4 separate regions of the Mus musculus genome follow, and all the other regions are linked to region 2. The links are chromatin loops, found by intact Hi-C in ENCODE. Cell type or tissue: left cerebral cortex. All regions are shown on one strand.

Region 1 (8,000 bases), 73 kb after region 2:
ACTTCTCAGGAACATAATGAATGCCACTGAGACCACTCACCCCTGAACAGTGCCGAGCAAACATGGCCATGTTGATCATCCTTGTATACCTACATAGTCCTCAAAAGCGGACAGAACTCTCAATGGCTTCTCAGATCCGGGTCTGATGATATGTTTGTTCAAAGGAGCCATACACACACACACACACACACACACACACACACACGCTGTAAACAGCGTGCGTCTTGAGATTACCATATGGCCTCTGTAGTTGAAGCTTCACCCAAGTCTCTCATAGGTAATGAGAGCTTCACTGGTGCCAGCTATAGAGAGGCTTAGCCCAAACCCGTTGGTAAGAAGGATGTATTGAGCTGCCCTTCTTCCACACTGGTACCTGGCTCCTCTTGTAGACTCAGATAATACTCTCGTAAGGCCAGAGGTCCTGGAAGAGTGAATCTTTCTGATGGTCATGTGACTACATCGGAGTGAAAATGACCACCACATGTCCACTGGTCAGCACAGAAAGGAGGCAGGCTCAGCCACCACTGGTGGATCCTATCAGGGTTAGAGTTGGCTCCTTGACCCGGGACCTCCTCCTGTTTGTCATTGCTCTGGGAAGCAGTAACAAGATGTGGGCTACATATACCAGGCTGTTCATGGTGTCATGGATTCTTCTAGAAAGAACTTCAGGCTTCGCCATGCAGTTGGGTCAGGGTTCCTTGTGATGCTGAAAGACATCCCACTATGTCCTTGACTCTCTGCTTTGCTGACACAGCCAGTGGACATGGGAACATTGTAGGGAAGAATAAGTCAGGGAAGGCAGGGAAGGCTTACGTTCTCAGGGCCAAGGTTAGGAATGGGTCTCTGCCCTGAATTCCTTCTCCTTCCTCTTTAGCTTCTCTTCTCCCATCCAAATTGACTAAGTCTACCCTGGTCCATCCCCGGAGTCTCATGAGCCATTCTCTACTTCTTTCCTGCCAGGCTATGGGAGTGCTTGGTGCTGTTTCTTTGTGATTGTTGTTGTAAGGATTTCCCAACTATTAGAGAGACAGGCTTCCCTGAAAAAGTCAGATAAGCCATTCAAGCGCAGAGGGTGAGCCCCACATCATTAGAGCAGAGCATTGCACCATTATGATCCAGATTCTGACATGGCTTGCGACATTTATCTGAAGTTCAGGCATCTTGCTAGAGATGCCAAGGAAAATATTTTCAAATCACTGGGGCCTGGGGCTTCGTTTCTCCCTTTACCAGCCTGTCTGATGACCTCAGCTGGCTGTGACCTTTACCCCGCCACTTTCAGAATTTTGCCAGTTCACAAAAAAGCTTTAGACTTTTAAGTCTTGGGGAGGATTTGGAGGGTGGGGGTGGGGGTTGGGGGGACATGACATGTTGTTCAGCCTTTTGACAAGTGTGTCGGGACACATTCAGAGCTATCCTGGGATCCACTGGTTGGAATGTCTACCTCTGCACGGTTTCAGAAATCCTGCAGATTCTTCTGCTGGCTTCTTACTTCCCCAGGTTCCAATGACAGACTTTATTAAAGAGAAAAAAATATTATCTTCCCTTTAAAACTGCTTCTGCCTGTAAATCTTTCCATCTTCCTAGGGGTCATGGAGGTAGAAGCACTGGAATTCCAGTTTAAAAAAACCTAATGCTGAGACCTTGATTAGGTGATGGGATCTGGGGACTATGAACTTTCTCCTTCAAATTTGCTTGCATTGCTTAATTAAAAGAGAGGGTAGAAAAAAAAAAAACAAATGTGTCATTTCTTTAAAAACAAACAAGGTTCCAAGATAAATGAATTTAGAAGCAAACAGTGGCCTGAGGTTCCCTTTACCAGGGAAGAGTCCTGAGAGCAGTCAGCCACAAAGTCTCTGAGGATGGAGGCCTGAGGGCTTCGCTGGGCCTGTGAGTATTAGATCTTTTGTTTGCTTCTGGTTGGATTTTTATCTCGACCCACTAGCCTACTTTCCTTTGGGGACTGAGTGGCTCTCCCCGCTCCTTTCCAGAGCAATTCTCCCTGTCAGGCCACCTGGGCAGGTCGTTACAGGCTAACACAAATATTTAGAGGCTAACCGCTTCGACAGAAAAAAAAACAAACAAAAGACACTTTCTGTTAGAAATTAACTTCGGTTTTTGAGAGCAAATGTATTCCCTTATCTACCCTTGACACTTATAGGGGTGAACCAGGGGAGCCTTTGGCCTCCCCACCCAAGCTAAAGCACAGGTTATGTTGTGAAGCAAATTTAATTAGTTCAAACAAAACAATTAGAACTGGGTCCCGCCCTCAGCTGGAAGGGACATTGACCTCTGCCCGCCACAGCCTGGCCCAAGGTTGCATGCAGTTGTGCCCTGATCAGGAAGCTATTTCTGGAGCTGGGGAGAGAACCTGTCATTTCATTCCGTGCTTTCCACGTGGGGGACAAATGCCACTTGACAGGGCTGCAGGCCACTCTCTTCTGCCGTGTTTAGTGGGGAAGGGACCAGTTCTCACATACCTTTGGCAGCTTCAGAGATTTTTTTCTGGGAGCCAAGCCAAGCATTCCTATCCTTTGGGAACTGGCCCAAGAGTAGAAACTCTATGAACTTCTACTCCTGGGTTGAGCAATCTCCAAAAGTCAGTTGTGTGAGCTTGGGGAGAGAGAGGAACAGGAAGATCTAGAGCCAACCCCGGCCTATTCCATCACCAGCTACCTTAAACAAAGGGCTTGTGTTTGCAATTCTCTGCCAATGAAACCCAGTGGCTCAGACAAAGGCATCCAACAGAGTCCTGTTGTAATAATAGCTCATCCTCTTCATCCACTTGATCTCGGTTCCCTTCTGTGTTTGCTAGAACTTCAGAGATGGTCAGGAGGTAGCATTCATATGAAGAACTCAGTCTTGGCTCTGAAGGTTTGGATGCTAAGATAAGCTCTGGTTGTCTTGGTCATTTTAACTGGGTACCTCAAAGGCAGCCCAAAGAGACATCAAAAAAGGGCTTTGGTTTTAACATGAACCTTTATTCTAAATGCCGGAGTGGGTCCAGTCAAGGAGTACTGCTCTCATGGGAGCCCTGAAGTAGGAGGGAGTAGAGAGAGTTGAGGGAATGAAGGAGGCCATGAGGTTGATACAGTCTCAGCAGCTAAGGCGTTAGGATGGGTAAGACTCTTCATTAGGAATGGAGGACAAGAGCTAGATGCTAGCTGTAGGGGGGAAGCCAAAGGGTGTCATCTATTTCAAGAGGGTCATTTTTTTCTCTTCAGGAGACAGAATCCAAGGATACAATTCCAGTGCCCATGATCCAGACCCATCTCTTGCATGTTGTAGTCCCTCAGTAAGAGTGTGACAGGCAGCTCCATAGTGCCTGTGATCAGGATTCTGTCTTGTTTCCCCGCCTCCCTAGTGTGTGGCCTGCCTTCTGTGGCTCAGTACCTTACCCTTGGTGGAATTTATAACAGGAAAAGGGGAGATGCAGTGTTGCCCCATAGGACATTTCCATGTTACCCTTGTCACGTGAACTTAGACCCATGCTCATTCTTATTTATTGCAAGGGCAAGTGGGAAATGTAGTTCATATTTTTTGGCAGCTGAAAATGAGCAGATTTGTTATTGGAGAAGGGAGTGGGTTATGGGGGTGGGGATAGCCAGGGTGGTAGGGAGAGGGGTGTCTCATCATTGATCCCCACGTTCTGTAGTGAGACCTAAAACGGGGCAGCCAACTGCAACAGATCTGTCATCGAGGTCTTTTCTGTCACCAACATCAATACATTTTCTTCAACCTCAGTTTCAGCTATTTCTGGTATTTCCCCCTTTTCAGGGCAGCTGAACTTGGAAGAGGGCAGTCAGTAAACATTGTTATGCCTTTGTATTCAACATCAAATAAGGATAGAAAAAAATATTCCTAGGAGTGAGAATTTAAAACAAAGATCCTCTCCCATCTCCCTCTGCCCTCTCCTCTTCCCTTGCCGCCCGCATAGGTTAGGACTGGAGCTCTATAGTCCTTGGAGGCACGAGGGTACTCTTCTAGAGCCCTGTTCTGTGCATGTAGAAGCCTTAAGGGCTTTGGAGAAGACAGGGGCCAGGGGAGAAGAGCAGATGCCATGAGCCCTTACATAAGGAGGTAAATCAGCGCATGGGTGGTTCATTTTCCATTAGCTAGAGAGGCATTTTATTTCCACTAGAAATGGAGGCAGACAGGAAAGCAATTAGTGTTAGTGGGTTTATAGTGCGGTCCCTGGAGCCAGCAAAATCCAAGCACCAGATGTCTGTGCGAGAACATTCGGGGGTTCTTTCCACCCCTGCCCATCCCCACCTCCTGCCAAAAAGACCCAAAATATCACAGTTGGGAGAACAGAGTATGCCGGGAATAGCAGAGCAGGAGGCCTGTTCTGTGGAGATAGAGAACGCTGCCCCAGAAGCTGAGGATAGAGGACTGGAGGATGGGAAGCAGGCTGCCCAGCCCTCCCAAACTCCTGGCCCCAGGACCCTTCAGTACTCTGAAGACTGGGGCTTAAAGTGCAGCTAGCCTGGGAATGGTGGGCTTGAAGCTCTATTATCTACCTTCTTTTGTCTTTGCCCTTGTCCCCTGCACTCTGGTTATTCAGAGACTAGGAATGAGAGAAGGAGGAACCCCTGCATGGACAAAAGCCCCAACACCTCTCTTCCTTCCCCACCTTCTAGGATAGCAAGATAACGGTAATCTTGGTTGCCACAGAGATGACATGTGAACAGCTTCTGGTGTGCTGTTCTTCTTCCTGTATCACCTTATCTCCCCCTTCAAGGTCACGTAGCACAAGCCTGTGCCTCATCTGGGCTGTCCTGTCTGGGAGCCACTTGCTACTGAGCCCTAGAGTGGTCCACCCTCTCAAGTGCAGTAAGTGTAAGCGAGGGATGGTTTGAATAACACATGTGGAACTCAAATGTTTCTATGGCTACATGCTCATAAAAATTGGGGATATACTGGCTTAAAGATGGCGTATTATCAAATGAAATCTGTTTGGCGACCCTTTGGGGCTCAGGAAATTAAAGGTCTTGTTTGGTCACTGCAAGAAAGCGAAGCAAGATTGAGGCCGACATATTTTAGATGCCAGTGCTCTGATCACAAGAATTTTAAAAGCCTTCTTCTACACTGCCTTACTGGGTCCTTACAGATGCCCCTGTGAAAGATGGGAGGCTTGGGCAAGTCCCTCTGTCTTGCTGGCTGTCTGGCTGTGATTTCTCTCCATTCCAAGAAGGGGGTGAACTTACATGTTTACCGAGCTGATGACTTTGTGACTGCCTGGGTAGAAGGCAGGGCTAACTTGCTGGGGTGGCACACACCTGTAACCCCAGCATTTGGAAAACTGAGTCAGGACGGCACCTTTGAGGTCAGTCTGGGCTTCATAGCCTGGGGTCCCCATCCTCCAGCCCCAAAAGAAAATGTTGTACCCGGAAGACATTCCCCACCCGGGGACCCCCTTGGCTGGTTTATAGAGTATCTTACAAAGCCCTCTCCGGTGCATTAAATGGTAGTCAGTGTTTCTAACTCTGTGGGAATTTATTCCAAATTTCATTTAGAATTAGATTTTGGCTCCCAACTATTTTGTTTCACCTCCTGAAATTTAATTTTTTTTAATGAAAATATGGGGCCTAGAGAGATGGGCCTGAGTCCCAGTAGGTAGCCAAATGGATTTCTTTTGATAATACTCTGTCTTTAAACAAGTATATCTCCAATTTTTTATGAACCGTAATTATATAAACATTTGAGATCTATGTGTGTGTCATTCAAACCATCCCTTGAAGAGCTGGTGTATATTTTACACTTATTGCACGCATGAAGGCGGACCACTCAGCTGCCTACTCTTCCAGAAGAGCAGGGGTCAGTTCTGAGCATCCACATGGCCACTCACAACTATTCATAACTCCACTTCCAGAGTAGCCAATGCCCTGTTCTGGCTTCTGTGGGCACTGCACACATGGTCCACCGACATACATACAAGCTAAACACTCCTAAAATAAAAGTAGATCTTTAAAAAGTGTGAAAAATTCAAACATTTTGCTATGTTTTCTCTGTAGCTTTTTGATTTCTCCCTCTGTCCCCTCAAATGAGTTTCAGTTTCCAGCCATCACCATGATTCTAGAATTATGGATATTTTATCATCCTCCCCAAATAAAACCCTATACCAAGTATCAATTACTTTCTCAGATCCCCTCTACTGAAAGCCTAGGAAAACCCTAATTTCTTTCTGTTTCTATGGGTTTGCTGACTCTGAAGAATTGAATTCACATAAGTGAAATCATACCACATGTGGGTTTGCGAGTATGTTGGGCTTCGTCCACGTCATAACATTTCCAAAATGTATCTGCGCTGTAGCGAACATCAGAACTTCATTGCTTTCTGTGGCCGACTGCATTCCAGTGTGTAGATAAACTCTGTTTTGTTTATACATTCCCTGGCTGATAGGCATGGGGGTTGTTTCAAAGCTGGTTCTGAGGAATACTGTGGCTGTGAACACTTGTGCAAAAAAATGTGTGTTAGAGAACAACTTTAGGTTCTTTTGGATAGATACCCTGGGATGCCATTAGTGGGTTATAGAGTCTCAGGATGGGTAACTTCTGGAGAGACGCCAGATTGTTTTCAAAAGCAAGCACACCACTATCCGGTCCTGCCATGCCAACACTTGCTGCTTTCTGGTTTGGGGATTTGTTTTGGGTTTTGGTGGTGGTTGTTTTGGTCCTCATAGTCAATGTAAGTTGATATCTCATTGTCTTTAGATTTCCATTCCCCGAATGACTAGTTGGGGAACCTCTTTTTGCAAATGTATTGGTTATTTTCAGGCATTTCTTGGAGATGTCTACTTGGGCCCTTTGCTCAATTAATTGTTGAACTGTAAATGGATTTACATATTATGGACACTTGTTTCTGTTTCAGATATATGATTTGCAAATATTTTCTCCCATTGCTTTATGTTTTCTTGGCGATGTCCTTCAAAGTACAAACTGTCTGCGTTGAAGAAGTCCAGTTTCCCTTCTCTTTCTTCTCCTTCCTTCCTTCCTTCCTTCCTTCCTTCCTTCCTTCCTTCCTTCCTTCCTTTCTTCCTTCCAATATTTGTTCCTTTGTATTTACTGTCATATCTAAACAGGGCTTTCTTTCCCCCATGGTCTCAGTGTTTGCTACTGTGGTTTTCTCCAAGAGTATGAAGCATCAACTTTAGTATAGAGCTTGTTGATCAATTCCAAGTACTTTCTGCATATGACGTAAGGAAGGGCCCAGGGTCCTTCCTCTGCATATGGCTATTGAGTTTTACTGGCACTGTATATTGAGAATGCTATTTTTTTTTCTTCTGAGTTTTCTTGGCAGCCTTATTTAAAAAGTCAGAGATGAGTACTGTAGAGTTGGCTCAGTGGGTAAAGGCTCCTGCCAATGGGCCTGATGTCCTGAGTTGTCTCCCCAGACCAAACATGGTAGAAAGAGAGAACCAACTCCCACTGGCTCTCCCTCCCTGGCCTTTACACACACACATACACACACACACACACACACACACACACACACACACACACACACACACAATGGCTTGTGCTTACCCACATTCATATACACACAAAACAAATAAAATGAAAAACAAAAGGAACACAAAAGCCAGGATTTGCGTATACATTCATAAACCCAGTTCTCCATAGTGGGTCTTCTCTTCATCTTTGTGCATGTGCTACACCAGCTGTGCACATGCATTTTTTGTAGTAAGCTATAAAACAACAAAACACAGGTTTTCTTCCTTTATTCTCTGTCAAGATTTCTTTTTTTTTTTTTTTTTTTTTTTTTTTTGCTATTCCATGCCTTTTTTAAAATCTTCATATGAATTTTAGAACCATTTTAATCAATTTCTGCATAAAGTCAATTAGCAGGGAGGCACTGCAGTGAATCTATGGACCAGCTTGGGGAATGCTACCATGTAACATTGCTTTCTGACCCATCGGCACAGGACACCATTCTAGTTATTTATTGTGCATTCCAATATGCACTAGTAATTTCTTTCGACAGAGTCTTTTGGTTTTCAGCAT
Region 2 (8,000 bases):
GGCTCCCCTTCCACCTTAAGTATATTCTCCATCAGTCTAGAAAACTCTCGCTTCTAACTCCAGTATGCCACCTGAAACCCAAGTCTGGTTCTCTTTTCAGTCTGTATGTGTTTGTAAGCTTTCCTCTTCAACTTCAAAGGCCTCATGTACACCCACATGAGCCCTGGCAGCCCCTGCCTGGTTGTCTCAATTTATGTCCCAAACCAACAGGTCTCCTAAGGTTAGCATCTGAGGGAGAGGCAGTCCGACATTTCCAATGCCCAAATCACTGTTGTGTATATGCCTGGCTAAGTCCTAAAAATGTTAAGCATCCCCAATCATAGCCTTCTCTTGCTAATAACACAATGACACATAATGGGTAAACATAAAGAAAAGAGGTTTGTCTTGGCTCAGGGTTTGGTCCAAGGGTAAGGGCCATGTCTGGGGATGCTGCTCTGCTAGCAATGTTCTAGAGTGGTACGAGGCATCACTGGAACGGGACAGACTCTTCTGGCATTCGCTCCTTCTACGAAGCCTCCAGAATTCAATCATGGTGCTCTGCTCTGATGACTTATCCAACCCTAGTAAGCTTCCAAAGGCCACAGGTATCAGACATTCAGAAGTGAAGGAGACCTGAGGCATCCTTCCAGTCTCAGTGAGTCTGCAGTCCATTAGGCAAGTGGGTGATAAACAGTCGACATAGGGGGGAAAGCAGTGATAAAGGATGACTTTTGTGACAAGGAGGGCACTTTAGAGGAGGTGGCCAGAAAGGTCTGACCTAAGGGGAGGAGGACATCTGAGCACAAGCTAGAGAAAAGTGAGCAGCAGGCCTCTGTCTGTCTGTCTGTCTGTCTGTCTGTCTGTCTGCCTGTGTATGTGTGCGTGCATGTGCATGTGTGTGAGGCAGAGCAGCTAATATAAAAGCCTTGAGATGAGAGCAAACTCAGCTTGCACAGTGCAGAGCTAAGAGACCAACGCGCTGGAATACAGAGCCTGTAGCCGGAAGTGGTTAAATACTAAGGTATGCAAGATCAGAGTGAGGTCAAGTTAGGTTACGTAGGGTTGTTCAGGTTCCCTAAGGACTTTGGAATATATGTGTCACTCAAATCCATTGTCGTTGTAGGACATGAGATGACTCACCTTTCAAAAGATCGCTTTGCTCTCTCTGGCTACTGAGCAGAGAGTACAGAGTGAAAGCAGGCAGACCAGCAAGGACAGTGTCTAGCTACTGATATCCCGGACTTAAATGCTCCAGCAGGGGCATTCAAAGGGCAGCCTCTCTTTGAAAGACATGCATAAAAGTCCATCTTCCCTCCTTTGTGGATAACAGGGAATGGTATTGTTACAGGGGACTGAGAAGGTGTATATATGTACATACCTGTGGTATAGGCTTGGGAGGTGGAGACAGGAGGATCAGAATGTAATCAAGATCGTCCTCCTCTGGATAGTGTGTTGGATTCTAGCCTGAGCTACATGAGACCTCATCTGAAAACAAAACAAAAACCCAAATAAACCAAACCAAACCAAAAAACAAACAAACAAACAAACAACAAACAGTGGCTGGAAAGATGGCTCAGCAGGTAAGAGTGCTCACTGTCCTTTCAGAGAGCTTGAGTTCTGTCTCTGATGCTCATATAGAATGGTTCACAACCACCTGCAGCTCCTGCTCCAGCTTCAGCAGATCCAGTCAATGCCCTCTTCTGACCTCCAAGAGTATATGCATTCATGTGGTATATACCCACACCCATACATAGAAACAATAGTAAAGGAAAAACCCAAATCGACAAACAAACAAACCCAAACAACATAAAAGAGCATAACGGAATTCATTCAGGATATATACATGGCCTAACATTTATTTTCAAATAGAATGTATGTAATAAAAATAAATATCAAAATAGAGGGCATATATATCACATAGAACCTTTCTAGGGAGCATCCTTCTCAGGACGTCACGACTGTCAAATCACATGGTCCTCTCTAGTGTTAGCTATTGTCCCCCTTTACAGACGGACACAGAGAAGACATTTGTCCCGGGTCCCACAGGGTGTAAATGGCAGAGCCAAGAGTCAGCTCTGGCTTCTGACTCTGCAAGCCAGGAGTCACCCACCTTGCACCTGTCCAGGGGCGGCACACCGTGGCTCTCGCTCTGCTCCAAAGCAGCACCCTGGCAGCCATGGCTGCACGCCTCCTTTTCCTTAGGCACTTCTCAGCTAACCATCAGCAGGCATATCTTGTCTGCTCTTTGTCTGACCCTGTTCAGGTTGTTGCCAATCCCGGAGCACTTTGTCCTTTTTAATAATGTCGTCCTGAGGTCAACTTTGCCTCCTCCCATTGCCACATCAGCCTTTGTGTGTGTGTGTGTGTGTGTGTGTGTGTGTGTACAGCTCTCTCCAAGAGCCCCGTCTCTGTGCCAGTTGTTACAGTTGCTTTAAACACTCGGATGTATCATGTTTTCCACGCTTATGTTGAAGCAGGACACGTGTCTCTTCCTCTGAGTGCTAAAGGCCAGGGATGAACATAATAGACAGTAGTAACCTCACCTTTCCAGAAACACTGAGCTAGAAGAGCAGGTCCACTTGCCCTTTGGCATTGACTCCTCCCTCCCAGTACGAAGAGGGCACAATGTGACAGGTGGTGAATATCCATCCATTTGTGTACTTAGACAAGTGCCTACTATCTCCTTAGGCCCCGTGATAAGTGACGAGGATATCTTGAGCCATCAGACGCTCACTCAGTCACCACCGCAGTTAGGGCTTTCCACGCATCTCGGACTGATGGTCCCCAGCATTCTGACTGCAGATGTATTAAAGGCCAGGAGAAGCGCTGTGCCAGGGAACTGAAGCTGACAGAGGGCAGTGGCCAGGAGTGGCAGGCAGCCAGAAGTAAACAAGGAAGACCAGACTCTAGACACACGTGCCACAGCCACTGCGGAGTCTGGGTGAGGTCGCCCATGCCACATGGGCACAAGCATGGAGTAGGTGACCAGTGGAGCCTCCTCAGGAGTGGAGTTGGTTTGGGATTGGAGCTGGCACACTTGCGAGTCAGAACTCTAGGGGTTCAGCGCCGAGATGCTGGTGTCTGCCTTCCGATCCTGGCACTGTTGTTCATGTGTGTCACCTTGAGCAAGTCCCTTAACCTCCTCAGAGCTCACTTTCTCATCAATGAAACGAGTTTCCAATAACCTCAGGGTTAAGTGCCTGGACAGCTTCCTAGAGCAGTGGCGAGCACAGAAAAATATCCGGGAGAGGAGACTGTGAACCACGCTGCTCACACTTCGTGGGGTCCTCCGGCCTCCCCGGGGTCTTAGCATCCGCCAATCTTTTCCAAGGAACCCAGTCCTAGCCTATTAAGGGCGCGCCCTGCTTTGATAGATTTATTTGCTTGCTTGGGCGGAGCTTGGAGCACAACGAGGAGGAGGCGGCCGCGGAGGCGGAGAGCGCAGAGAAAGGGAAGCCACCCGGGGGCAGCAGGCGAGACAGGCGGGGCCGGGGAGGAGTCAAAGCGGGTTCCAGGGGCCGGGCGCTGAGCGCAACGAGTGCCTTGGGCGGCGGAGACAAGGGCGGGGGCGACGCTTGGCGGCCAATGGAGCACGGCGCTACCGCAAGGGCGGTGCAGGAACCCCGGCCGCTGACAGTCAAAGTCGCCAACTCCGCCCTCGTACCCGCGGGATCCCGGAGCCGGAGCCCGAGCCCGAGCGGGGCCGAGGCCGCCCAAGGCGCGCTGCGAGCGAGCGAATATGGCAGCAGAATGAGGAGCCTGGCGCCGGGTGGTGTCCGCCGCTGCGGTGCTGCTGCTCGGGATCGGCGCCTGGTACACTACGAGCCTCATCCTTAGTCGGCCTCCGGGTGGCCTCTGGGTTCCATTCGTTACCAAGGACTTGGGGAAAAAGAAGATCCGCAGCCCACAGAGGGTGGTGAAGCGGGAGCGCCATCCGGGAGAGAGATTCTGCCGGGATGAGCCGGCCATGGGGCGGCCTCCGCGGGGCGCACGGAGCCGGCCGGCGCTGCGGCGGGAGCGCTGCCTGAGCCCGGGCTCCACGGGGCTTCGGGGCCTCGTGCGTCCTGGCGGAGTCCCTGCCGCTGTCTCCGGGAAGGACACGAGCCCCGAGTGGCGGGCACTGCAGCAGTCACCGCGCTGAGGCTCCCGGAGCCTGCAGGGTCTGTGGTTCGGTGCGCTGTCACGCCACCGCACTCGGGCGCCTTGCCCGGGGCTCGGCGGCTAGCGCAGCGCAGCGAGGTCGGTCGAGGAGCCGGGGACTGCGGGACCGGCCGGAGAGGCGTGTGCGCCGGTGTTCGACTGGAGATCCCGGCAGCAGCAGAACCGGGCGGACCTGAGCAGCCATGCTTCCCGGGGTGGGCGTGTTCGGCACCAGCCTCACAGCCCGAGTCATCATCCCGCTGCTGAAAGATGAGGGCTTCGCGGTGAAGGCGCTGTGGGGCCGCACGCAGGAAGAAGCCGAGGAGCTGGCCAAGGAGATGAGCGTTCCTTTCTACACCAGCCGCATCGACGAGGTGCTCCTGCACCAGGATGTGGACTTGGTGTGCATCAACCTGCCGCCGCCGCTCACTAGGCAGATCGCTGTCAAAACCCTGGGTGAGCGACCCCTCCCCCAGCCCTCTCTTCTTTAGCTCGGCTCTTCGCTTCTCTCCAATTGGACATATCCCAGGAATCCCAAACCCAAGCTTGTTAGTCCCAGCTTTCCCCTTTCCAGTCGGTGGCCTCCCCCACCTCCACGCTTCGCTCCTGATACCAGCTGGAAGCGCATCCCCACGTGTGTGGTGCGGAGGCTAGAATAGGCTTGGATTCTAGGTATAGGAACCGAATGGGTCAGATACAGAAGACCGGTTGCTGTTCCAGGAGGGAAACTCGGTACCCAGCTGTATACGTTAGTTAGTGCTCTGGTGTGTGGGTGCGCGTGCGTCTGGAAAAGGAGAGCGCGTGGCCAGGAACCCTTGAATAAAGGGCCGCACACGTGGTGGCAGGGTTTTTCCTGGGTGTACCTGTTTGTGAGCAGCTGTGGCACCCAGTTTGGATCGTTTTGTTTCCCTCCACAGTAAGTGAGTTTACTGTGAGATTAGAGAACTGACAGCTGGCTGGAATTATCTCTTCTGCTCTGGAAGGAAGCAAGTGAGAGTGGGCGGGTCTATCAGAACACTCTCAGATGTGTCAGAGGTTAGTAAAGATTGTAATTTAACCTTTGGGCACAGTCTCCCAGGAGTGGGTGTCTACTCTAGTTGAGAATTATATACCTTGTATTCTTCCGAGATGAAAATTGTGGTTTCAAAGGCAAGGATGCTTTGTGTGTGTGGAGGGGGCCGGGGTGGGAGGGGGAAGCCAGACGCTGCAGTTTCCTTTGGAAACGTGCGATGGCACCTCCGTATTTTGCCTCGGGAATATTCCAGAGACACATTGTGTTTACAAGCAGGCTGGGGCTTCTTTCTGGGCTCAAACGAGTGTCTTGAGCAAGTCTGTTCATCAGCAGTTCCCTTCCATACCTAAACCAACCACGCTCGGCTATTCCCAGGCGTTTCATACTTACCCTTGGAAGCCAGGGTTACTGAAGTGGAGAAAAAGCTCCTAACAAACTAGGTTGGAGAAATTCTAACGTAGGGGCTACCGGTCTTTTCTTTACTGTATTTAATGTATTAAGCTTCTGGCTTTTGGAGCCTGGCTTCTTTAGTTTTGAACTGAATTCTATTGACTTTTAGCCAATGTTTCTTTTCTGTTTCACTGCTAGTTTATACTAGTTGTTTACACTGGATTTGTTTGTCAAGTAGGCGATTAAAAAGTTAGAGTATAAAACCTATTAGGGCAATTTCTATACCATGGGTTCCTCTTAAGCCCCATCTATGCTAAAGGCTTGGGTCTGGTCCGATTTGAAAGCTTGTTGGAGCATTCTTCTCCCCTCTCCGGTGGCATCTCTATAGGACAGGCCCTTGGAGCAACCCCACAACAGGGGGATACCAATTACAGAGCAAGAATGCTCTGATGGTCTCTGGTACTTACTATCATTGTTGTTTGGGGCGGGGTCTCGTGTATCCTAGGCTGTCCTTCAACTCCCTGCTTAGCTGAGGGCGGCCTTGAACTTCTGATCCTCCTGACTCTACTTCCTGAGTGCTGAGATTCCATCCCTAGTTTATTTGGTTCTGGGGATCAGACCCAGGGCTTCTTGCCTGTTAGGCAACTACTTCACTGATTGAGCCACACTTCCAGCCTTTATCTCATACTTTGGCCGCCGAAGCGTTTAGGGATGTGGACCATTGTTATACTTTTCTGGATACTTCTGTGATGGTGGTGGCGGCAGTGGTGATGATGTTGCCTGTGTGAGGACTTGGGGTGTTGCACCATGGTAGAATACCTGACTGGTAGGCACGGGCATCTGGTTTCAACTCTCAGCACTGGAGAAGAGAATCCATATAAGTTCTTGTTTTGTACTGACAGGGCTGAAGTTAGTTCCTCTTCAGAGCAAAAGCATGGGAGGCTCTGTTAGCTAGGTTTACCAAGTGTGAGAAGGGAACAGCCCTGGGCTTATCCTTTCACCGTGGGCTGTAGGCATTCTTCCTTTCCTTTTGAGTTTGTTTGCCCGAGATTCAAGGCAGTCCGTGATTATGGGAAATGCAGAGGCACTGGACTGAATTTCAAAATGGTTGCACAGGTGTTAAGACTTCACTGCAGACTTAGGAGGCTTCTTTCGATTGTACCTTCGAGGCTGCTCCTGACTGGCTTCTCAGTCACGGTTAAGAGGTTCTGCACACATAACACAGGAAGTGGAAAACCCCAAACAGTTATCAGGCTGGCCTTGGCTGCTGGAGGTTTGCACATATGAGCGTTTGCCTGGGACTGAAGAGAGCCATCCCTTTAATGAGTCCCGGTGAAGTGTCCTCCTTTCTCCACTGTCAGCAAGCCTGACCCATGGCTCAGTCCACGTTGTGACCTGATAAGGAGAAGGCACCAGATAAGTGAAATTGAGCCGGTGGCATTGTACACACCTTCCTTTGATTTCCAGAAACTCCCTTCAGAGTCCTACTGCTACCAGACTTTGGGACAGTCTATATGTATGCTTCAGCAAGCCAGGTTCAACCATAAGCCCATTTAAACAGACACATTAATAGCAGAAAAGGAGACTTATTCAACCTTGAGAAGAGGGACAAACGGGACCCAGTGACCCTCCCAGTCGGTTTTCAAGGTCTTCAAGTGAGACCTTGCAATAGAGGTTTAAATAGAGGCTCAGAATGACGGGTGGCTGAGCGGTTCCTATTCAGGTGCAGGCCGCCCCACATTGTTATGGCTCCACCCTCCTGCCAGGTGGGTTGACAAATTGCAAATCACTTACCTGGAATAAAACCTTTCCTCTGGCTGTCCCAAGCTTTAAGCTTTCTCTTCTCCCAGCATGAGATTCCTGGGGGGCTGGGGGGTGGGAGTGGGGCAGAAGAGGGGGGAGATTCCATTTTCTTGGGGTCCATTGTTTTAATAGTCTGAGAGACCAAGTAAAGGGTGTTTCTTTAGACTGTGTTCATTCTTTTCAGGGCAGTTACACTGCCTCTGTGGCATTTCTGCTGTAGAGATATTTCTGTCACGCACAGTTTGTTTGCCATTTAGGGCTGCCTATAACCGAGAACCTCTTGTGGGCCAGCCAGTGTGGTAGTTGGTTGTGTATAAAGCATTTTAACATGGTGGAGGCAAGTATCCAAGGTAGACATCTGGCTGATTTTCCAGATGAGGGTACCCAGATTTGGAGAGCCGAGTTCCAGCTACCCAGGACCATACAGCTAGAGTCCACCAGCAGCCCTCTCCAGCCCTTTCTTCTGCCACCTCCTAAGCTTTCCTTCCCTTCTGTCAGAGACAGCTCTCTCTCTCTCTCTCTCTCTCTCTCTCTCTCTCTCTCTCTCTCGTGTGTGTCCTGTGTTGCTTTCTATCCCACCCTTGGAATTGGTTCCCCCATATTAATGCCATCTCCTGAATCTTTCTGTCTTTGTTATCCTTTCTGGGACCTGGCTCACCTCAGTGGGTTCATCCTT
Region 3 (8,000 bases), 100 kb after region 2:
GCTGTATTGCATTGTTTGTACCTCTGCATCCTGTAAGCAAGCACTCATAGCCTGGCTCTTTTCCTCTGCTAATTGGATTGGGGGCCCCTATGCATCTTGTCAGTCCCAGAGTCTGGGAGCATTGGAGGGTTAGACTATTAAGGAGTTACCTGCGGACAAGATCAAGGGTCAGGGTGTAGGTTAGGGTGAGGAGTTAGCTGCAGAAAGGGTTTCTCTTTTATCCTCAGACAAGGGGGACCCTATCTGATGGATCTGATGGAAGAAGGCCTTTTGGGAGTTTTGCCAGTCTGCTGGCACAGCTGCCCAGGAGCTTCCAGAGGATAAGGGGCTGTCAGCACAAATAGGGTGGTCAGGAGGAGGTGTGGGAACCCGGCATCGGTCTCGAAGATTCCACCCTGATTAGATAAGGAGTATAGAGTTGGAAAAATGCCGGCAGGGAAGGATGCTTTGAAGATCCTGGCTGATTCTGCCTGGGATGGCCCTGGCTACTGGGTGGCCGCACCTTCTGCCTGCTCCCTGGGAGAGCGGAGAGTGATTATCTTTCCTTAGTATGTCCATGGGAAACTTATCACCTAGGTTCCCAAGATGCAGAAGCAATATTTGCGTGGAGAATCAGTCCCACAGTTCTGGTCTCTGGGAGGCCAAAACCTTGACTGGGACTTAGTCACAACTTGAGAGACCCTGAGCTTGGAGGAAATGTGGAAACTAGCTGCTTACAAAAGGGCTTTCGTATCTCATGGTTGGAAAAATCTTCCCCCTGTAGCATTAATTCCTTGTGAAGGCCATGGGCATTGAGCCCAGTGACAGAAAACACACGCAGTGGGATGGAAGAAACCTCATTTCCACTTCCCATGAGAGACCTCAGGAGGGCATCAAGCTGCTTGTGAGGAAGAAGGAAGGCCCTCCCCCCACAGCTGAGAGTATGTTTATCTTCCATTAGGCTCCATGCCCGCCTCTCAGTCTCCCAGCCTCAGCTCCACGCATAGATGGGGAGGTTCCATCTTTCTCCTTAAAAACCAGGGAGCACTCACGTTATTTGTTAATGTCTTGGTCCTAAAAGTAAAGTTAATCTAGCTACAGAGGTCTCATGTCTGGCTTAAGGTCTCGGTCCATGCAGAAGACAGTTAAGGAGCCCGGCACAGTTCAATGTGTTCTCTACCATCCAATCTTGGTCACACAGGACTGCATGGACAGATGTGGCCATGTCCCAAGACATTCATTTCTGGGCACGGGGACAGGTCCCTCAGTGAGTCTGCTGAATTTGGAGCTGTAGCATGATGGCTCCTGGTGGCTGGTATCTGTCACAGCTGCCGTGGACTCGCAGAATGCCTGCCCGCTCCTATTGCTGTTAACAGTGGAGAACTCTGATGGAGCACTCTCTTGGAGCTCAAGAAATGTTTGGGACTGGCAAAAACACAAATGCTTTCTCTCAGCCACTTCGTTTGCCTTTCATCTGCTTTGCCCTTTACTGTGTCCACGTGGAAAGAGGGAAGCCATGTGTTGTTGCTCCAAGGGCCTTTGCGGAGTTTGCTGCAGTGGAAATGTTCTGGAAGACTGTCGGCAGTCCCAAAGCTTGGGGTCCTCTGCCTTTGAGGAAAGATACATTTCCCATGAGGATGCTATACCACACCTCACCTGGTAGACTTACCACCAGGATCTGGAATAGCAGCGAAGGCTCTCCCATTTTTTCCCTAGGGAGAAGGCACATACACAAGTCTTTGGGGGGTACTTTATGTCAGTGAGAAAGGACCCATTAAGATTTTCTGACTCTAGCCAGACGGTGGTGGCACACACCTTTAATCCCAGAACTTGGGAGGCAGGCGGATTTCTGAGTTCGAGGCCAGCCTGGTCTACAAAGTGAGTTCCAAAACAGCCAGGGCTATACAGAGAAACCCTGTCTCGAAAAAACAAAAACAAAAACAAAAAAAAGATCATCAGGTCCTAGCACTATGAAAGAGGAGGAGAGGCCAACCAGAGTTAAGAGTCGTGAAGTTTCCCTTCCAGCTCGTTTCTGTCTCTTTAAGGAGAGATGAAGTCATAGCCTGTTCATGTACCACTGCATCCCAGTCATCTTGCTTTTGTCGTTGAATGGTCTTTGTGGGTGCCATCTCCCGTCATGACTCACTGTTAGTTTGGTTTCGTTTTCAGACAGGATTTCTCTGTGTAGCCTTGGGTGTCCTGAAACCCACCCTGCAGGCGAGCGTGGCCTCGAACTCAGAGATTCGCCTGCTTCTGTGTCCGGAGTGCTCACTCTTCTCTTTGAAGATTACACTCTTTCTTGCCCATTCTTGGCCATCTACACAGTTCCCAGGGTTTTTATGTTAAATAATATGTACAAAGCACCCTTGGGGCAGGAACTGTGTGTGTTGGACATTCCTTTTTCTTTGATTTCTAGAGGTTGCTTATGGTATTCAAGGATAGAGTATACAAGGGCTGCTACCCAAGTCCATCTGCAAAGCATCACAGGCTGTAAGCAGGGGATTGGGACTGGGTATCCATATGTGCAGGAGACTCTGGCTGTGGGCCTAAGACTCACAACGTTTAGTTCTTATCCTTGAGGAATGAGAACCCAAGGCTCTGAGACCACAGCAAGCATCAGAACCCCAAAGGAAGAGACATTGTATCCACAAGGCACTATCCACAGATTTCAGCATGGGGGTAGTAGTCTGTACCTATTCACCCTCCATTTCCCAGCGCATTCACCAGAGTCTTTTCGTCTGCTGAGCTAACAAAGCTCACCCTTTCACTGCTCATTTGGGCTGTATGTGCTGAAGTGGATTGGCTTTCTTTCATAGTTTTCACAATTAAAAAAAAAATCGAAAAGCCTCATTCACATGGCCAGTAGAGTACAACGGAAGAGATGTCCGTTAGATGGTTTGTTTGGGGGCTTCTGAGGTAGGGTATAGCATAGAGTGTAGCCAGAGCCCATAGTCCACAGGTGTAATGCAGATGCTGCCTGTATTGGTCACTCAACCTTGTATGGATTATCTGTTTGCACGAGCATCTGTCCTTGGCAAGCATGGACCTGTTGTCAGAGCACTGTGTGATACGGGTACATGGCATCTAGTGGTACAAACCGTCATTACTTCATCCCTCCGCCAGAGCCTCCATCCTCACTTGGGTTCTAGGAGTTACAAAGGCCGGTGCCGTCCTGAGACGGGGACAGCCAAACTTTCAGAACTGGCAAGAAAATTCAGGCATTCTGTATGCTTAAGGCTGTCACTAAGGGCTACAACTAGGTGTGTGCATATATGTGGGTATCTGTTGTGTTTCTTTCTGCAGTTTGCAACAGTCACATTTGTTTGGCTAGCTTGTCCAATTGGAGAATTGAGAGGGCTCCTCTAGCGGGTACTCCCTCGGTGGCCGCAGCGCCCCCTAGCGGCGGCTCCCTCCAGACAGGGCCACTGATCTGCTGTTCTTGTTCTCTCCAGGAATAGGCAAGAATGTCATCTGTGACCGTACCGCCACGCCGCTGGACGCCTTCCGCATGATGTCAGCGGCCCACTACTACCCGAAGCTCATGAGCATCATGGGCAACGTGCTGCGCTTCCTCCCAGCCTTCGTACGCATGAAGCAGCTGATTGAGGAGGGCTACGTGGGCGAGCTGCTGGTGTGCGAGGTGCAGGTGCACAGCGGTAGTCTGCTGGGCAAGAAATACAACTGGAGCTGCGACGACCTGATGGGTGGTGGCGGCCTGCACTCCGTGGGCACCTACATCATTGACCTGCTCACCTTCCTCACGGGCCAGAAGGCTGTCAAGGTCCACGGGCTGCTCAAGACCTTTGTCAAGCAGACGGACCACATCAAGGGCATCCGTCAGATCACCAGTGATGACTTCTGCACCTTCCAGATGGTGCTGGAGGGTGGAGTGTGCTGCACCGTTACCCTGAACTTCAATGTGCCTGGAGAGTTCAAGCAGGACGTGACCGTGGTGGGTTCCGCTGGGCGGCTCCTGGCGGTGGGCACCGACCTCTATGGACAGCGCAATAGCGCCCCAGAGCAGGAGCTGCTGCTTCAGGACACTACATCCGTGAGCAACTCCCTGCTGCCTGAGAAGGCATTCAGCGACATCCCCTCGCCCTACCTGCGGGGCACCATGAAGATGATGCAGGCAGTGCGCCAGGCCTTCCAGGATCAAGATGACCGGCGCACGTGGGACGGCCGGCCTCTTACCATGGCTGCCACCTTCGACGACTGCCTGTACGCTCTTTGCGTGGTAGACACCATCAAGAGGTCCAGCCAGACTGGAGAGTGGCAGAACATCGCCATCATGACCGAGGAGCCAGAGCTGAGCCCTGCCTACCTGATCAGTGAGGCCATGCGCAGAAGCAGGATGTCCCTTTACTGTTAGCACTGGGACCTGGTGGACTTGACCTGTTTGCTGCGTGGGGCCAGTTAGGAGGAAATGCACTGTGGAGTGGGTGGCCGTGGGTGGCCGTGGGTGGGGATTATGGAAGGGGCAGCATGAATGCACAGCATGTAGGGTGGTCCCCGTCCTAAGTAGAGGGCCCAAGTCACAGGTGATGGTGGTGGGCCGATGTCATATTCAGAAAGGCGTGCCATCTTAATTGGGTATCTGATGAGAGGAAGTATGTTTAACTAGCACCTTTGCAGTCCATTACTGTGAGAAGCAAGGAGGGGCTGCCCCTTGCCCTACCTCATCCATCCACAGACCTTGGCCTTCTTTGCAAGCCAAGGCTGTGTATCAAATGAGGAGCTCAGCCAGAGCTAGGCTCTCTGTCAGCGCCCCCCACTGGCAGGAGAGGGCATTTCATCAAATGCCTACATAGGGTTTTTGGTTTGGTTTTTGGTGGAGGGAGGTGAGGGTGGGGGTGGGAAGGGCGAGCCTTTGAGAAAGTTGTAATTCCGGGAAGCCACTGTGTGTTTTGCTTTAGGAACCTGCAGGAAAAGTGCACCACTCCCTTGGTTGCTGTCTTCTAGGAAGCATTAGATACCTACCTGGCTCGTTGCTGTTAGTGCAGTATAGAGTAACGGGCAGCCATGGAGGCGGCAAGCTGTGCCTCTGAGCTGACCAAGATGGCAAACAAGCTACAATGAGCTACTTCAGAGTCCTCCTTCAGCAGGGGTGGCTGTGGATCAACAGTTCTGCCAAGAGGCTCTCTAGGCAGCGCTGAGAACCGCTACATGTGGCATGGGCTTAAAACTGCAGCTGCCTGCCTGGGTGGGGCGCCTGCAACCCTGGGTGTAGCAATATGAGCGCCCCAAAAGAAGGAAACATGAGGCCAGCCCCAGAGTCGCTGTAAGCTCCAACTGCCAAGCTGAAGAAAGACATTTAGGACGGCCAGCTTTGTAGACTTAAACAAGAAGCCTGTGGCTTCACCCCATAGAGTCCCTTTCCCTTTAAGAAGACTCAAGGCTCTTTTCCTTGCCTTTGGCCTTGGCTCTCAGGATTCTGACAGCTGGAAACTTCTGAATAGGTATTAAAACAAAAAGCCAACAGGGCACATAGCCCTCAGTGTTTCTAAAACAGGGATACAGAGCCTGGAGAGGTCTGTACATAGGTAGAGAAGGTTCAAGTTGGAAAAAACAAACAAAGCTATCTTTTTCTTCCCCTCCTGTTTGCCTAGTCCCCCCCCCCAATTTAAAACTAGAGATGACCAAGTACTAACTGACAGACAGACAGACAGACAGAGACAACGCCTATTGTCACATAGGTAGACACGCCTTTGTAAATGTTTGCTCTCCTCAAGTATCACTAAAACATTCGAGTCTGGTCTTGAGAGAAAGAGCAAGTCACATACATTTTGAAAATGGGAGTGTTGCCTTTTCCTTGGCTGGCTTTGCCAACCCTCACCAGGCAGTTTTGAAGCTGGCTATGTAGACTCTAAGTAGTCGGCCTGAGTCCAGTCAGCGTTCCTCCCTGGGGCCCTGGTAATTCAGAGACAGTCATATTGGAGGCCACACACACCAGCAGAATCATGGTCCTTCGCTAGTGTAAAGAGGCAGGTGTTGTCCTTTAAGGAAGCCCCCCTCGCCCCCCCCCCACCATCATACAACGTGGTAAAGTCAGTCAACTGAAACCTTCCGAGGCTTTGATTTGCTGCCACCCCTCATGAATAGTGTTCCAGGTTTGCAGTTATTGGATCAGAACAGCACTCTTCACATAGCCACATCATAGACGTTTTTAGGGATCCCTGCTCTCCTAAATTGCTCCCCGAGTCAGTAATTCCCCCATCCCAGCTACCCCAAAAAAGCTGTGATTAGGGATGAAATTGGGGGGCATGGTGGGTGGCTCTATGAAATTCATTTTTCTAAGTCATTTACCTAAGTAGATATGCGTGGGCATTCCATTTCTGGGTTCTCTACTCTCTCCAGGATATTTGAGAGCTTTCCTTTTAGAGGCCTTGGAGCTCTGTGATGCACATGCAGGGTTTATACAAAAACTCCCATTTGAGGCTGGGGGCTATGGAAAGAATATGTATTCTTTGGAAGAAGCATGAGAGAACAGTAAGGATACTGAGGTTCTATCGAGTGGGACAGATGGAGAGGCAGTTCTCTGAAAGCAAAAATGGCGGCACACAGGGCTAGGGGCTTCTTTCATGCTCCTTCAGCTCCTGCCTTTCCATGTGCACATTCTTGATTGGCTGGAGCAGTGTGAGGCTGAAGCCCCAAGCTCTTGACAACATTCTGCAGAACAACTTGGATCTAAGTAAGTCCTGGCAATAACCCAGCCTACAGAGGCTGTTAGGAGCCTTTCCAGTCAGTTTCCCCTCACCTTGCTCGCTCCCATCCTTTTATAAGTACTGCTGATGGTCTCTACTAAAAGCCAGGGTTCCCAGAGATTTTAAAGCAGGTATATATATATATAATATGTGTGTGTGTGTGTGTATAGATACATACACACACACATGTATGGGAATGCCCTGGGTTTATCTGCCAAGTTAAGAGTCTAGGACTCCTCTGTGGTCACTGTCAGTTCCTCTAAGACTTATTCTCAGTGGTAAAGTTGCATCTTAGTTTTCCTGGCAGCACATCTCTGGGTCAGGTCTCGTCAGCACTCAAGGTACAGTGCCACCCGGCTCACCCACCGAACACAGTCTTGTAGATACATCTTATCATCATCTACAAAGATAGCATTGGGTACTGTCTCATTCCCTCTATGTATACATGAAGATGTGACATGCCCAAAGCCACACAATGAGTGAGCAAATCGCTGTCTGTACTTGTTGTTCTGGCCGGGAAAGCATTCCTCATGGAGCCCTGTAGGGGGCGTGCTCCCACCTCAAGGAGCAACAGTATAAGAGGCGTGGCCTGGGGTCCACAACAGCCACAGTTGAGCAGGATGCCAGCAGGTTGGCAGTTACAGCTGCAGAAAATGTAGTTTTTCACCCCCTTCCCAGATGGAAATGTCACTTAGCTGCTTTTAAGCAGACTTTCCCATGTTGATGTTTAAGTGACTCAGCAGCCCTCGGCGCTGGAGACTGTCTAAGCATCATTGGCTGTCTTGGACTTGGTTGTGGGGCATAGGAAGAAGACACCCAAGGGAGGAACACAATGGCCATGGCCACCCACTTCTTTAGATTCAGGGTTGGGGAGCCCATTTTTCCTGATTTGCAGTTTGTAACTGACGTCTTGTACCTTCAGGGCTACCACACAGGGAAGGGAGGCTCATCCAGGCCATTAAGCTGCCTAGCTGATGAGCTCAGACCTGCACTGCACCGGACAGTATTCGCTGAGCTGTCACAGGAAGACCCGTATTTTACAGATGTGTTATGTGTTAGGGATAGAACCCCTAGCTCTGTGCATGGCAGGCAAGCTCTCTACCGCTCAGCCATACCTCCAACCTCAATTAAATCTTGAAAGTATTCAGAAAACCTTGTGACAACAACAAAAGGGCAATCTCTAATTATGCATCTCTGGAGGCTAGGGGACAGAGAGCCAGGTATTCACCCTGAGAAGAACGCAAGGCCCACTCTACTCATAGGCTATTGTCCTATTGCTGGATGTGAACTTTCACTCTGACTAGCCTGTGACTCTGG
Region 4 (8,000 bases), 63 kb before region 2:
AAGCCTGAGATTACAAGCCTGTATGCCACCCCGAGGAGAGAAATATCTTTTAGGCATTTGGAGATGGGTGAAGTCCAGGGCTTTGATTGTCCCGGGCGGTCGGGACCTACGCTCCGGATCCTTATCTTGTGATTTATTGAACATGGAACTAAACATTGCACCAGTAGAGCTAAAAAAAACCCTGGAGTGAGGTCATAGGTCACTGTGAGCAAGGGACTGTACTGTTAAGAATACCTTGAACATGGTGGATGAGGGGGGAGAGGGAGTTCAAGGTCAGAGAGAGCCTGTCTCAACAAAACAAAACAAACAAAAAACCACCACAACAAAAACAAGATAAAAGAAAGAAAGATAAAAATAAAAAGACACCCTTAACTCCGATAGACATTTAGCCTGGTTGTTTTCATTTATCCACTGGACTGCGGCTTGGACTTGTAGGGCTCCTCAACTGGGGCCGCACACCTGCAAGTAGCATTTGAGAGTCTGAGGGACGCTCTCACCCCAGACCAGAGTCAAGACACATGGCCGAGCCCACAAGCCAACTAGGTAATCTTTTGTGTTTTGTTTGCTTTCTTTGTTTGTTTTTTTCAAAACAGAGTTTTTCTCTGTGGAGCCCTGGCTACCCTGGAACTTGTTCTGCAGACCTCTGAGCAATCTACCTGCCTCTGCCTCCCAAGCTCTGGGAATTAAAGGTGTGTGCCACCGCGCACCATCACTGAGGGGAGGGAGCTTGTGGAGAAAGGATAGAAATGGCCAGCCAGGCAGCCTAGACAAACTCTCAAGTCCAAGGTTCAGTGAGAAACCCTGCCTCCAAAAGTGAAGGACCAGTGAGATGGTGCCTGTCGCCAAGCCCGGTGACCTGGTGATGATCTCCAGCACCCACAGAGAAGTGACTCTTCTGTCCCCTGACCTTCACAGTGTGCTGTGGTGTGAACACAAGAGAAGTGACTCCTCTGTCCCCTGACCTTCACAGTGTGCTGTGGTGTGAACACAGAGAAGTGACTCCTCTGTCCCCTGACCTTCACAGTGTGCTGTGGTGTGAACACAAGAGAAGTGACTCCTCTGTCCCCTGACCTTCACAGTGTGCTGTGGTGTGAACACAAGAGAAGTGACTCCTCTGTCCCCTGACCTTCACAGTGTGCTGTGGTGTGAACACAAGAGAAGTGACTCCTCTGTCCCCTGACCTTCACAGTGTGCTGTGGTGTGAACACAAGAGAAGTGACTCCTCTGTCTCCTGACCTTCACAGTGTGCTGTGGTGTGAACACAAGAGAATTGAATCCTCTGTCCCCTGACCTTCACTCACCCACACATACATGTTTTTTAAAAAATTTAAACGAGTTAGCAATACAAGAAGATAACCAAAAATGGCCTCTGGCCTTCATATATACATTTGTACACACACACACAAATATATATATTCACATACACATCAATTTTTGTACAGAATTCATGGTTGTATTCCTATGACATGCCAAAATAAATAAAGACTAGGGAAGGAGAGGAGGTACAGACGTAGGAAAGCAGGAGCAATGAATGTGTCCTGTGTCCTGATCATGGTGACAGTTACATGGCATGTCTATCAGAACTTACAGAACTCTAAACTCAAAGGGTTCATTTGACTATATCTGAGGTCTATTTACAAATAACAAGTAAAAACTTTTAGCTTTAAAGGATGAAGTTCAGGGGAAGAATGTCCCAGCCACCAACTATGACTATACAGTGGCTTTAAAATGGTTAGGGCTAGCTGGGCAGTGGTGGCACATGCCTTTGATCCCAATATTTAGGAGCCAGAGGCAGCTGGATCTCTGAAGTCCAGGCCAGCCTTGTCTACAGAGCAAGTACCAAGACAACCGAGGTTATACAAAGAAATCCTGTCTCGAACACCTCCCTCCCCACCCCCAAAAATGTTAGTTCTGTGGGACGGTTATGTTCATTGTCATCCTGACTCCATTTAGATCACCATGGAAACACACCTCTGAGATCATCTTTGAGGGGGCCTCTGAGGAGGGAAGACGGCTCGGTCACATGGGCTGGGGTCCTGGACTGAATCAAAAGGAGAAAGCGGGCTGGAGAGATGGCTTAGTGGTTAAGAGCACTGACTGTCCTTCCAGAGGTCCTGAGTTCAAATCCCAGCAACCACATGGTGGCTCACAACCATCTGTAATGGGGTCCGAGACCCTTTTCTGGTGTGTCTGAACAGTATAGCGACTGTATACTCATATACATAAAATAAATATATCTTTAAAAATGAAAAAGGAGAAAAGTTGGCTGGGTACCAGCATTCATCCGCTCTGCTTCCCGACTGCAGATGTGGTGTGACCAGCTGTCTCCGGATCCTGTTGTCATGCCTTCCCAGTGATGATGCTCTGGCCCTCAAACTGTGAGCCAGAACAAACCCCTCCTTCTGAAAGTTGTTTTGGAAAGGTATGTAGTCACAGGGATAAAAATGGAACTAAGGGCAAACTGTGTGTTCTCTGCACTTTGACTATTTATTTATTTATTTATTTATTTATTTATTTATTTAATTGAGACAGGGTCTCTCCATGTAGCCCTTCCTGTCCGTCATGGAACTCAACCAGGCTGACTAGACCTTGAACTCACCAAGATCTGCCTGCCTCTGCCTCCCCTACTGCTGCGGTTAAAAGCGCTTGCCACCACTGTCAGGATGTAACCAGTTTTTAGAAGTCAGAATGAGAGTTTTATATCACCGGATAGAGATCAGCAGAACACATTGCTGGAGGGGAAAGGTTAATTAGTGAGAGATAGGGATGACAAGAATTTGGTACTTATTAGGATGCATAAAATTATGAATCCACAAGAAATTAGTAAAAGAATTAGGTGTGGGTAGGAAATAGTATATAGGGAGATATGAAGGGAAGCCAGGGTTTCAATATCTATGTGAGTGAATATCTTATGTGGACTGTCAGTGTCTTCCAGGCAGCACAAATCATGGAGAAACTAAAGGGTGTTAGTTGTGAGATGTTTTTATTTAGGTTTATTTGTTTTATGTGTGGGAATGTTTTGCTTTGGTCATCTGATTCTTGAAAAGCAGCAGGCTTTTGGGTTCGTGACTTAGACAGGATTACTGAGTGGTCTGGATTTTTGTCCTCATTCACTGTGGTCACATGGAACCTTACCTGGTGATGGTGTTTTATGGCATGGCTTATATTTAACAGAGCACCAAGGCCTATCAGTGGCAAGAAAGCCACCTACTTTTAGAACTGAGCAGGGTACCTGAGTGGGTATTTCTCAAAGGAAGACACTGGGACCATGGAATGAAGCCACAATGAACTATCAGCACAAATCTGCTGGAATTGGCTAGTTATCAAAAAGACAAAAGCTAACATTAACAAGGATGTGGATGAAAAGGAACTGAGATACTGCGAATGTCAGTTAGCATAGCGGTTTTGGTAATCAATATGGAGATCACTCAACAACTTCAAACCAGAATTAGCACGTACTCTAGCAAGCCCCTCCGAGCTTGTTATGAAGGGATTGAAGGTCAATGTGGGCAGGAGAGAGGTATCTACACTTCGATGTTAATTTTGGTGTTACCCACATGGAAACAATCTAGGTGGCAATCAACAGAGGACTAAGGCAAGTGTAGCCTGTGCACACACAATACAATATTAGAACAAGTTCTCGGGCTGGGGAGATGGCTCAGCGGTTAAGGGCACCGACTGCTCTTCCAAAGGTCCTGGATTCAAATCTCAGCAACCACATGGTGGCTCACAACCATTCGTGAGGAGAACTCCCTCTTCTGGCGTGTCTGAAGACAGCTACAGTGTACTTACATATAATAAATAAATCTTTAAAAAAAAATGACCCTGCTAACCTAAGTGAAATAAGCTAAGCAGAGCAGGGCAGGTGGACCGATTTCACACGAGGAGCATAGAAAGGAACAGAATGGTGGTCACCAGAGGCTGGGTGTGGGGAACAAGATGGGGGCATGGAGATGTCTGTCAAGGGCAAGTTTGACTGGTCTTTTGTAGGGCACAGCAACCAAAGTTGATAATGAAGTGATGCACATTTCAAAACTTTAAAACGAGTGAACTCGTAAGGTTCTTACTAAAAAATTTCGAGATGACAGACACATTAATCAGCTTAGCTATCTCTTCTTATATATAATCCATGCATTTATCAAAAGTCCCCACTGCAGCCCAGCAATATACACTACCAACTGAAATGCAGGAGTAGGCACAGGGCAGAGTGCATGGCAACTGTCCTGCAGAAACGTTCACAGGCCTTCCATAAAGACTTTTTGGACACCAAAAGCTCCCAAATGAGATCAGCACCCCAAGAGTCCCAGGCCTTGACACCAACCCTCTCCGCTCATACCTGCTCAGGGCTACCTGCCTTCTAACCTAAAGGGTACAGCCTGGAACCCAGCTGATCACCTTTCCCAACACGTGCGTGCCCACCCTCCAGCCCCCACCCTCGGAGGGTTTTCGGCCCACCTCTGCAGCTGTCGCTCCTGAGCTCCCATCTTCCCAGAGTTGAAAAGTGCGCTACCCCCAACCCTGCCCCCCTCTCAAAAACTTTGGGGCACCATCCTCCCGGCTCGTGGCTGCGCTTTGACCTTTCCCCCTTTCTCTGCTGCCACGATCACCACATCCTGCCGGCTCCACCTTCAGGTTGTGTCGTGATCCTACCCTTTCTGCACTCCCACCGCCACCACTACAACCCGTCCCTGTCACCTTAGCCAAAGTGCCCTTCCTTCCGGTCACTGCCTTCCCGGGCCCAGCTGCTCCCCTAGGTTTCACTCCTACGCCTGGCCCATCCAGCCAACCACAGCGTCGCCGCCGACCCCACCGGCACCCCATCGCGCATGCGCGGGATGGGGCGCGCGGAGCCGAAACAAAGCCCAGACCCCCACCAGTGCCAGACACGCACCTGCAAAAAGCGGTGGGGACCGTGGAGCAGGAGAGGCCTGGGGCGGGGCGCTCCACGTCCTGGTGCCAAGCCCTGGCTGCAGCGGCCCCTGCCGGAGACCCGGAGCGCGACATACTATTGGTGGGACCACGAGTCAGTGGAAGGAGAGGCGACTTGCATGTGTCTTTGTGACCTTCCAAGGCTCATTCCACTGCCCAAATAGGTCAAGAACTACCTACCGCCTGCTCTGTGGCCTCCTTGAGCACACTGGGGGATGCAATTTCAGCACAGAGCTTAGCAAAATCAGAGTCGATTCCCCTGAAAATCTGTGGCCTGGCGAGTCGGTTCCGGGCTAGCCCAAACTGCTCCAACACAACCTAGAGGTTATGATCACTACTGCTGGTGCAAGATCGACTAGCTTTAGGGACAGACTTCTCTGGTCAGGCTCATCAGCATGGCTTTTCTAATACTTCAATTGGTGATGGAGCCAGGGAACCAGAAAGGGAAATAATCCGAGAATTTGGGAGCAAACAGTTCACATTTATCTTTCCCAGGTTAAAACTCAAATGTCGCTGGGCGTGGTGGCGCACGCCTTTAAACCCAGCACTAGACTAGGGAGGCAGAGGCAGGCGGATTTCTGAGTTTGAGGCCAGCCTGGTCTACAAAGTGAGTTGAGTTCCAGGACAGCCAGGGCTACACAGAGAAACCAAAAAACAAAACAAACAAACAAACAAAAAATCTCTCCTCGCCTCTCCTCTCCCCTCCCCCTCCCCCTCCCCCTCTTCTCTTCTTTTGGTGTTGGAGATGTTGAACCCTGCACCTTTCTCGTGTTATGCAAGCACGCTACCACTGAGCTACATCTCCAGCTCTTCAGTTGCTTTTCATGCTTGTGACAATAACTGCCACACACGTTAATTCTTTACTATCAATACGTGGAGGACAGGGAGAGACATTCAGCTTCTTATTGCATATGTAGCCCTCCATCACCCACGGGGTCTGCCATTTCTTTCTTTCTTTTTTTTTTTAATTAGGTATTTTCCTCATTTACATTTCCAATGCTATCCCAAAAGTCCCCCATACCCCCCCCACTCCCCTACCCACCCACTCCCCCTTTTTGGCCCTGGCGTTCCCCTGTACTGGGGCATATAAAGTTCGCAAGTCCAATGGGCCTCTCTTTCCAGTGATGGCCGACTAGGCCATCTTTTGATACATATGCACCTAGAGACAAGAGCTCCGGGGTACTGGTTAGTTCATATTGTTGTTTGAGACGCTGTATTTCATCAAAGTCCAGGAGACTTCCCCCACATCCCAGCTCTGATGCTCCGGCCACTCTAACCTTTCTTCTAGGCTTGGAAAGGCCACCTTTTCCCAACCTCACCTCACACAAGAGATGGTCTGAAGTGGAAATTTCAGGTAGTGTCATGTGATGCAGACTCACATGGTGTCTTGCTGAGGCAAGATCCATGGAAGGACACCAAGAGCTTTGAAGAGAGTATAAATAGGACTCAACAGAATGGGGTGAGATGCTTGCTTAGCTAGCTTTGCAATGCTTCATTGGTCTCCAGCCTTTGCTGATCTTTGCTTCATTGATGGAGTTACGGCAAAGAACGTTTCCCGGTGTCCCAGCTGATCCAATTTGGTGTAGGCCTGGTGGTTTCTGCTGGATCCTGCTGCCACTGTTGATTTGTGTTTGGTATCCTGACACTACAGAACTATATTGCTGGTGTCCTGACAATAGTGATTGGAATCACCCCCAAAGAACCACTTCTAAACAGGTCCACATCTCCTTGTCTTGTTTGCTATTTTTCTCTCCCCAACCTTTGAACTGTGGGCTAGAAGGAGGGTCAAAGCATTTGAGAACCCTGATTAAAAGTAGGTTTTGAAAAAATCTAAGCTACAATGTTTCCTCGGTATTTTGGAATCAGTGGCCAAAAAAGTGTCCGAGGACAAGAAATGGCAGTGGCTGTGGTAAGTTTCCAGGCTCAGACTTAACTCAGGTCAGACTTCAGACTTGGTCATCCATACCATGATAGGTGCACATGGTAAAAGATGCCACCAGAAGAGGCATCTGGGGATCTGGGAGGGTAATAGAGAAGAGTCTCACAAGCAGGAAAGATTACAGACCCCTGAAAAGCAATCCTTTCTAAGGAAAGACAAAAGAAGGCATGTTGAGCAGCTGAGAGAGAATCCATGGTGGTTCTGAGGTTTGGGGGATCACAGTTCCAGGCACTGTATACTTATTGTTTTTGACTCTGCCCCTTGACAATACAGGAAGATGGAAATGGCTGGGGGGCTACAGAGATGGCTCAGCAGTTAAGAGCACTGACTACTCTTCTGAAGGTCCTGAGTTCAAATCCCAGCAACCACATAATGGCTCACAACCATCTGTAATAGAATCTGATGCCCTTTTTTGGTGTATCTGAAGACAGCTACAGTGTACTTATATATAATAATAAATAGATCTTTGGGCAGAAGCAAGCAGGGCTGAGTGGGGCCTGGAGCAAACAGAGGTCCTGAGTTCAATTCCCAGCAATCACATGATGGCTCACAACCATCTGTACAGCTACAGTGTACTCATATACATAAAATAATTAAATCTTTTTTAAAAAGAAAAAGAAAAAAGAAAGTGGGAATGGCTGATATAAAACTAAAGTGTTTGGCTCATTGAACTCTGCAGTGCTTGGATTCTGAGACACTATTCCAGGGCCTCCAGAGTCTTTAAAAGAACTGGATTCATAGCCAGGCAGTGGTGGCACACACCTTTAATCCCAGCAGAGACAAAAGCAGGAAGATCTCTGAGTTTGAGGCCAGCCTGATTTACAGAGGTCCAGGACAGCCAGAGGCTACACACTACACAGAGAAACCCTATTTTGAAAAAACAAATGGAAAAATATTAAATTAAATTTAGAGAGAGAGAGAGAGAGAGAGAGAGAGAGAGAGATATTTGTAACTCATTATCCATCACTTGGAAGCGCTCAGGGAACACTGCCAAGCCAACTGCTGACAGAGGAGTGCCTCTCGGGTTGAGCACGATCCTTTGCCCTCTGTCTTGGAGAAATAAAATAGAAAAGAAGCCGAGGATGCCGTACTAATACGGTGTGGATGTTTGGTTGACAGAAACACAACCATT

What was found. A loop is a pair of places that touch in the nucleus more often than their neighbours do. Peaks named below come from ENCODE experiments on the same cell type or tissue, not always from the same donor. Only the 100,000 strongest peaks of a DNase experiment are listed, where the experiment ranks them.
Region 1: it touches region 2 in a loop (5-fold over the local background); 13 of 42 quality-filtered maps call a loop at or near these places.
Region 3: it touches region 2 in a loop (6-fold over the local background); 17 of 42 quality-filtered maps call a loop at or near these places.
Region 4: it touches region 2 in a loop (4-fold over the local background); 6 of 42 quality-filtered maps call a loop at or near these places.

The regions. Positions count from the first base shown.
Region 1 is chr13:43,226,674-43,234,673 of GRCm38, reverse strand. All of the region lies in intron 1 of Gfod1 (glucose-fructose oxidoreductase domain containing 1), which reads left to right. Among named protein-coding and RNA genes, the nearest start is that of Gm40929, 59 kb to the right of the region's middle. In left cerebral cortex, no CTCF peak of the experiment used is centred here; DNase peaks (open chromatin) are centred at 3,362, 4,239, 5,876, 7,255 and 1 more place; H3K27ac peaks cover 6,574 bases.
Region 2 is chr13:43,299,820-43,307,819 of GRCm38, reverse strand. It overlaps Gfod1 (glucose-fructose oxidoreductase domain containing 1), which reads left to right and starts at 3,648. Exons shown (of 2, transcript NM_001033399.4): 1 at 3,648-4,575. The coding sequence starts at 4,323. Gm52047 (a long non-coding RNA gene) reads right to left here and starts at 2,336. Exons shown (of 3, transcript XR_003950636.1): 1 at 2,090-2,336; 2 at 1,358-1,464. In left cerebral cortex, CTCF peaks have their summits at 3,334 and 3,533; DNase peaks (open chromatin) are centred at 4,611, 4,621, 4,874, 5,357 and 5 more places; H3K4me3 peaks cover 5,206 bases; H3K27ac peaks cover 4,832 bases.
Region 3 is chr13:43,196,676-43,204,675 of GRCm38, reverse strand. It overlaps Gfod1 (glucose-fructose oxidoreductase domain containing 1), which reads left to right. Exons shown (of 2, transcript NM_001033399.4): 2 at 3,432-8,000. The coding sequence ends at 4,351. Among named protein-coding and RNA genes, the nearest start is that of Gm40929, 29 kb to the right of the region's middle. In left cerebral cortex, CTCF peaks have their summits at 1,306, 3,386 (motif pointing left), 4,719 (motif pointing left) and 7,242 (motif pointing right); DNase peaks (open chromatin) are centred at 3,454, 4,726 and 7,297; H3K27ac peaks cover 4,338 bases.
Region 4 is chr13:43,362,436-43,370,435 of GRCm38, reverse strand. It overlaps Sirt5 (sirtuin 5), which reads right to left and starts at 4,901. Exons shown (of 9, transcript NM_178848.3): 1 at 4,892-4,901. In left cerebral cortex, CTCF peaks have their summits at 3,767 (motif pointing left) and 4,974; a DNase peak (open chromatin) is centred at 4,903; H3K4me3 peaks cover 1,259 bases; H3K27ac peaks cover 1,029 bases.